2 separate regions of the Homo sapiens genome follow, and region 1 is linked to region 2. Evidence: read pairs that join two places in POLR2A ChIA-PET (ENCODE). Cell type or tissue: PC-9. All regions are shown on one strand. Links, peaks and the distances in the headings refer to the core of each region. The heading gives the core; the rest is flanking DNA.

Region 1 (2,911 bases), core at 213-2,712, 710 kb before region 2:
GACGATTATGTGTCTTGAGGTTGCTCTTCTCAAGGATTATCTTTGTGGTGTTCTCTGTATTTCCTGAATTTGAGTGTTGACCTGTCTTGCTAGGTTAGTGAAGTTCTCCTGGATAATATACTGAAGAGTGTTTTCCAACTTGGTTCCATTCTCCTGTCATTTTCAGGTACACCAATCAAATGTAGATTTGGTCTTTTCATATAGTCCCATATTTATTGAAGGCTTTGTTCGCTTCTTTTTATTCTTTTTTCTCTAATCTTGTCTTCTTCTTTACTTCATTAAGTTGATCTTCAATCACTGATATCCTTTCTTCCACTTGATTAATTCGGCTATTGATACTTGTGTATTCTTCACGAAATTCTTGTACTGTGTTTTTCAGCTCCATCAAGTCACTTACGTTCTTTTCTACCTTGGTTATTCTAGTCACCAATTCGACTAACCTTTTTTCCAAGGTTTTTAGCTTCCTTGCATTGGGTTAGAGTATGCTCCTTTACCTCGGAGGTGTTTGTTATTTCCCACCTTCTGAAGCCTACTTCTGTCAGTTCGCCAAACTCATTCTCTCTCCAGTTTTGTTCCTTTTCTGGTGAGGAGTTGTAATCCTTTGGAGGAGGAGAAGCGTTCTTGTTTTTGGAATTTTCAGCCTTTTTGCACTGCTTTTTCCCCATCTTTGTGGATTTATCAACCTTTGGTCTTTGATGTTGGTGACCTTTGTATGGGGTTTTTGAGTGGACGTGCTAATGCTTTCTGTTTGTTTCTTTTCCTTCTAACAGTCAGGCCCCTCTGCTGCCAGTCTGCTGGAGTTTGCTGGAGGTCCACTCCCGACCCTGTTTGCCAGGGTATCTCCAGTGGAGGCTGCAGAGCAGCAAAGATTGCTGCCTGTTCTTTCCTCTGGAAGCTTCAACCCAGAGAGGCACTTGCCGGATGCCAGCCAGAGCTCTCCTATATGAAGTGTCTGTCGGCCTCTACTGGGAGTTGTCTCCCAGTCAGTCTACACAGGGATCAGGGACCCACTTGAGGAGGCAGTCTGACCCTTAGCAGAGCTTGAACGCTGTGCTGGGAGGTCTGCTGCTCTCTTCAGAGCCATCAGGCAGGGACATTTAAGTCTGCTATAAGCCCCTGACTGGGGCTGCTGCCTTTTTTACAGGGATGCCCTGTCCAGAGAGGAGAAAGCTGGCAGTCTGGCCACAGCAGCCTTGCTGAGCAGCAGTGGGCTCCACCCAGTTCAAACTTCCCAGAGGCTTTGTTTACACTGTGACCATAAAACCTCCTACTCAAGCCTCAGCAATGGCAGATGCCCCTACCCCCACCAAGCTCGAATATCCCAGGTGGATCTCAGATTGTTGCTGTGCTGGCAGCGAGAATTTCAAGCCAGTGGATCTTAGTTTCCTGGGCTCCGTGGGAGTGGGAGCCACCAAGCCAGACCACTTGGCTCCCTGGCTTCAGCACCCCTTTCCAGGGAAGTGAACAGTTCTGTCTCACTGGCATTCCAGGCACCACTGGGGTATGGAAAAAAAAAAAAAAGAGCTCCTGCAGCTGCTAGTTGGATATCTGCCCAATTAGCCACCCAGTTTTGTGCTTGAAACCCAGGGCCCTGGTGGGGTAGGCACCAGAGGGAATCTCCTGGTTTGTGGGTTGCGAATATGCTGGGACAAGCGCAGTACCTGTGCCAGAGTTCTTCAGGCTCAGACCCTCACGGCTTCCCTTGGGTAGGGGAGAAAATTCCCCAACCCCTTGCATTTCCTGGGTGAGGCAATGCCCTGCCCTGCTTTGGCTGGCCCTCCATGGGCTGCACCCACTGTCCAACCAGTCCGAGTGAGATGAACCAGGTACCTCAGTTGGAAATGCAGAAATCACCTGCCTTCTGCGAGGATCTTGCTGGGAGCTGCAGACCTGTGCCTATTTGGCCATCTTGAATCCTTAGAACTTTTTTTAGAACATTTTTTCTTTTTAAGTTCTTTTGGAACTGTCTATACCTTAATGTTTACACTTTTTCATGTCATCATTACCATTTATTTAATATTATATTAGGCAATTTTTTTTCTGATAAATTCAACCTATTTATACCCCCAATATGTTAGAATTCCATTTTCTTATTTCTTTTCTTTATTCTACTAATTTATTTTATTTTCCGAACTCTAATAACATTTGAGTCAATCTGTTTTCTTTCAAATTTTCAACTACATCTTCCTTATTTTCAAAATACAATAGTGAATCATTGTATTCATCAGAATGTGTAAAGTATTGCTGCAAATACAAACAAGTCCCAAATCTCAGTGGGCTGGAATAGTGTATAGAGCACACTAGACAAAAGTAATTGCATCTTAGAAAAGGACTCCATTTTATATTTCCCAGTTGACTTTACCAACAAGCATAAGATGGTTTGTTTAATAAACAACAACAAAAAAATTACTACCTCCAACCAGATAAAAACACAAACAAGCGTACTCTTCCACTATCAGTTCTCACCGGAGGAGTCTTTGGCTATAAAAGAACAAGCTGTCAGCAGCTCTAAACATTCCCCCCAACTGATAAATGTCCCTCTGTCACCTGTGATAAGAACTTGGCATCTGTCACTGAAGGCTGTGCCACCTCAAAGACTCTTCCTCGCAAGACCCAGGGGCTGGACCATCAGGCCCAGACCAGGACTCCTTTTGTCTTCTTCCTTCCCCCTGGGCTAGTTCGTTAACACTCTCTCCTATCTCTCTTTCTCTTGATGCTAAATGTTACTTTGCTTGTTGTGGAATGCTTAATCCCTAACATTTATATATTGATTCAGCATATTATTATGTATGGTTTGTAATATTGACTAACTTGTGGAGCATCTTGAACCTGTGTGCCCACACTTCTGACTGCTGAGTAAATGAGATGTAACAAGGAGAACTGCTTCCTTGGGAACTCCATGTGGCTCATG
Region 2 (2,911 bases), core at 154-2,653:
GCACTGCAGCTTGTGATTAATGCATGAAAGAAAGAAAAGAACATCAGGAAGGGGAGTATGGAATGATGCTTCAGATGGGATGGCCCACATAGTGACCAAAACTGGTGAGAGGAAGAGTTAGAGACAGATAAGAAAAGTCAGAGAGCCATAGACGAGGTCCATGCCGTAGCTCAAGGCCCCTCGGACTCCCTGGAGCCAACTGCACAACTGTGTGCTTCCGTGTGGTCTTTGGGAGTCGTCATCGACTCTAATGGGCCTTTGACCACCCAAAGGTTGAGGACCATTCTGGCCTCAGTTATATCTTCATGGCACTGTTCCTTCCTCCTATGACCCCTTCTCCATCCCTGGGGACCCACCATAAATGTCCTCACCTCTGCACAGCCTGATTTCAGTGCCCCCCTGTGCAATCCTGATGCTTGATCTCACATTGGGTTATACTCATGCTGAAGAGCTAAAATAAATGCCTATCTACGTACTTCTGTGTGTGTGTGTGTGTTGGGGTGTGTGTGTGTCTCACCTGGTTTAGTGAACAGGGGACAAGCACATAGATGTCCTTCTGTCCAGCACCACACAGGCACCAATAGGTGCCCCATGCCCATTTGATAAAGAACTATGAATCCAATTTCACAGGACACCTGGAATCAGAGCACCAAGAGCAGGGAGGGGTGGGGGAGCTAGTGTTTCATAAACGTTTACTATACTGGGCATACCTCATGCCAAGCCACACATGCCAAAGTTGCCAGTAGGTCTCATCACCACCAGCTGGAGATGAAGCCCCTTCTTCACCCGAATCAAAGCCTTTACCCTTCCTGCCATACCATACAGGCATTTTATGTAGGCTAGGGCCAAAAATGTCTGTATGTGCAGGGGCAACTGGGAGCATATTTTGGGAGGCAGGGATGAACAGTTGTTTGGGGTAAGTGTGGAAAGCTTTCAGTGCTAGACATGGAATTTGTATTCAATCAACTGAGCAAAAAAGGGTATTAAACCGGGGACCAGGAGACCTCCTGCCGCATTGCAAATTCTCTGTGCTGCAAAGAAAAGGAAACCACTATCAGTGATTCAGAAAAGGTGAGGGACACATAATCATAGCAGTCCCATTGTGTCACTCCAGGGGGTGCCTATGAATAGGGCCACACACGGCCTCTGCCAGCAATTTGATGGCACTTCAGAACACATCTGTCTTTTTCTTGTGGGAACCGCAAGAACAAATGTTGACCGTTGCACTCAACAACTCAACTCTGACAATTGTGTTAGCCCTTGAAGGGGAGGTCATGAAAGCTGGGAAGTATCAACAGCAGAACAGCTCTGGAGCAAGACCGTTTGTTTTTGTGCCTTAGATTTCTATGTCCTAGCATGTTGCATAAAGCCCCTGGCCTCAGTTTTTTCACCTGTAAGATGGGGATGATGGATTGCCTGGTACAAGAAAGCACTGCATGAACAGGAGCTATTGTCATCCTGAGCAGCACGGTGGCTCGTTCCTGCCAACGGCAGAGGCTGGGACCTCTGGGGTGGTGCAGTCACACGGGTGCTTCCATCATCTGCTCTTCCCAATCCTGCCTTCGTGCAGTGTGCTGCTTACTCACCAGCAGCTGAAAATTGGGCAATCCATGCTCTGAAAAACAATACAAGAGTCAAGGGCAAAGTCAAACTTTCAAAGGGAAGAAATGCTGCAATCCAGGGACACCTCAGAAAGGAAGTTGTTTTTAACACGGGGAAAAAAAACAAAGTGATGTTTTGCTTATGTTCCATGATCAACACAGGGGATGATGTAAATCTGTGCAAAGGCCCGACGTGCTGCCCTTATCTCCCAAGCTGATGAAGGACACTGCTTGGCAAACTGATGGGAAAGTTTGAAAAAATAGCTCTCGCCCACACTCCCCACTAATCAAAGTGGAAAAGTCACCTAGCTCTTGTCACGTCAACAAAACCCAGTTTCTAAACACAGGAGGAGCACAGATGTGTCCAGGCCAAAGCCCAAGGGACCCTGTCAGAAGACCAGGGTCTGAATCTCAGTGTTGGCGATGGAAGCGAGGCCATCCCGAAGCATTTGCATTCAGGGTGCAGTGGGTTGGGTGAAAGAGGGCAGGTATCAAGTGCCAAACATAGGGCAGGTGCTCTTCGTCTTCATTCTGTTATGCTCTCCCCGCATCAAGGCTGCTCAGGTGACAGACCCCTCCTAATTTCTCACCTCTGGTAAAGGGGGGTGGGTTAGACCACGGTCACTCACTAATTGGCATTTCTACCTAGATGAGTAGAAAGGCCCATCCCCAGGCCCTACACCAACCCCAGACTCCGGCCTCTGGGGGCGCATCCCACACTCTGTTACTAGGCAAGCCGCCTAGGAGAATCTGTTGCATGCTCAAGTCTGAGGCCATGGGTTCACAAAGCACTTCTGGGCCCGCACTTGCACAAAACCACTCCATAAGAAGTGAGAGATTAGGGTAATGGACACATTTGAGGGAAGAAACAAAGAGGCAGAGCTATCATTGCTGCAGCTGGGTGGTGAGAGGGCCTGGGTGGTGGAGGGAAATGAGGACGAGCCACCAGGACACCAGAGCTCCCTGTTGCTCACTCCCAGGAGACACATGCATCTCATTCCCCCAAGAATCTTCGCCACCCATATAAAAACTAAGATGATTTGGTAGAAGATGACACTTACCCGGACCATGCATGGGCTTCAGGAAAGTCACGACTGTACTACGTTAGATGTGGTGTTGTTTGATTAACCCTGAATTCACTAGATGGTGGGAAGTGTCCATCACTTTGGTGAGGTGAAAATTCCCATACCAGTTTGGCCCCGTGAACTCATGCCATGACCCCCATGGGGATTCTGTCAGCAAGAAACCTCAATGTGCTTGTGAGGCCATCAGTCCAACACAAACACCAGGGCTGCCACTCACCCAGCCCA

Evidence for each region. ChIA-PET counts read pairs that join two places held together with the same protein. Peaks named below come from ENCODE experiments on the same cell type or tissue, not always from the same donor. Only the 100,000 strongest peaks of a DNase experiment are listed, where the experiment ranks them.
Region 1: POLR2A ChIA-PET joins it to region 2 with 10 read pairs; 2 of 35 experiments call an interaction of 5 or more read pairs at or near these places.

What each region holds. Positions count from the first base shown.
Region 1 is chr7:46,589,737-46,592,647 of GRCh38, reverse strand. No RefSeq gene overlaps it. Among named protein-coding and RNA genes, the nearest start is that of IGFBP3, 670 kb to the right of the region's middle. In PC-9, for the core only: no CTCF peak of the experiment used is centred there; a DNase peak (open chromatin) is centred at 1,257; H3K4me3 peaks cover 411 bases; H3K27ac peaks cover 639 bases.
Region 2 is chr7:45,880,872-45,883,782 of GRCh38, reverse strand. It overlaps a transcript of CCDC201 not described here. Among named protein-coding and RNA genes, the nearest start is that of IGFBP1, 6.2 kb to the left of the region's middle. In PC-9, for the core only: no CTCF peak of the experiment used is centred there; a DNase peak (open chromatin) is centred at 1,602; H3K27ac peaks cover 1,632 bases.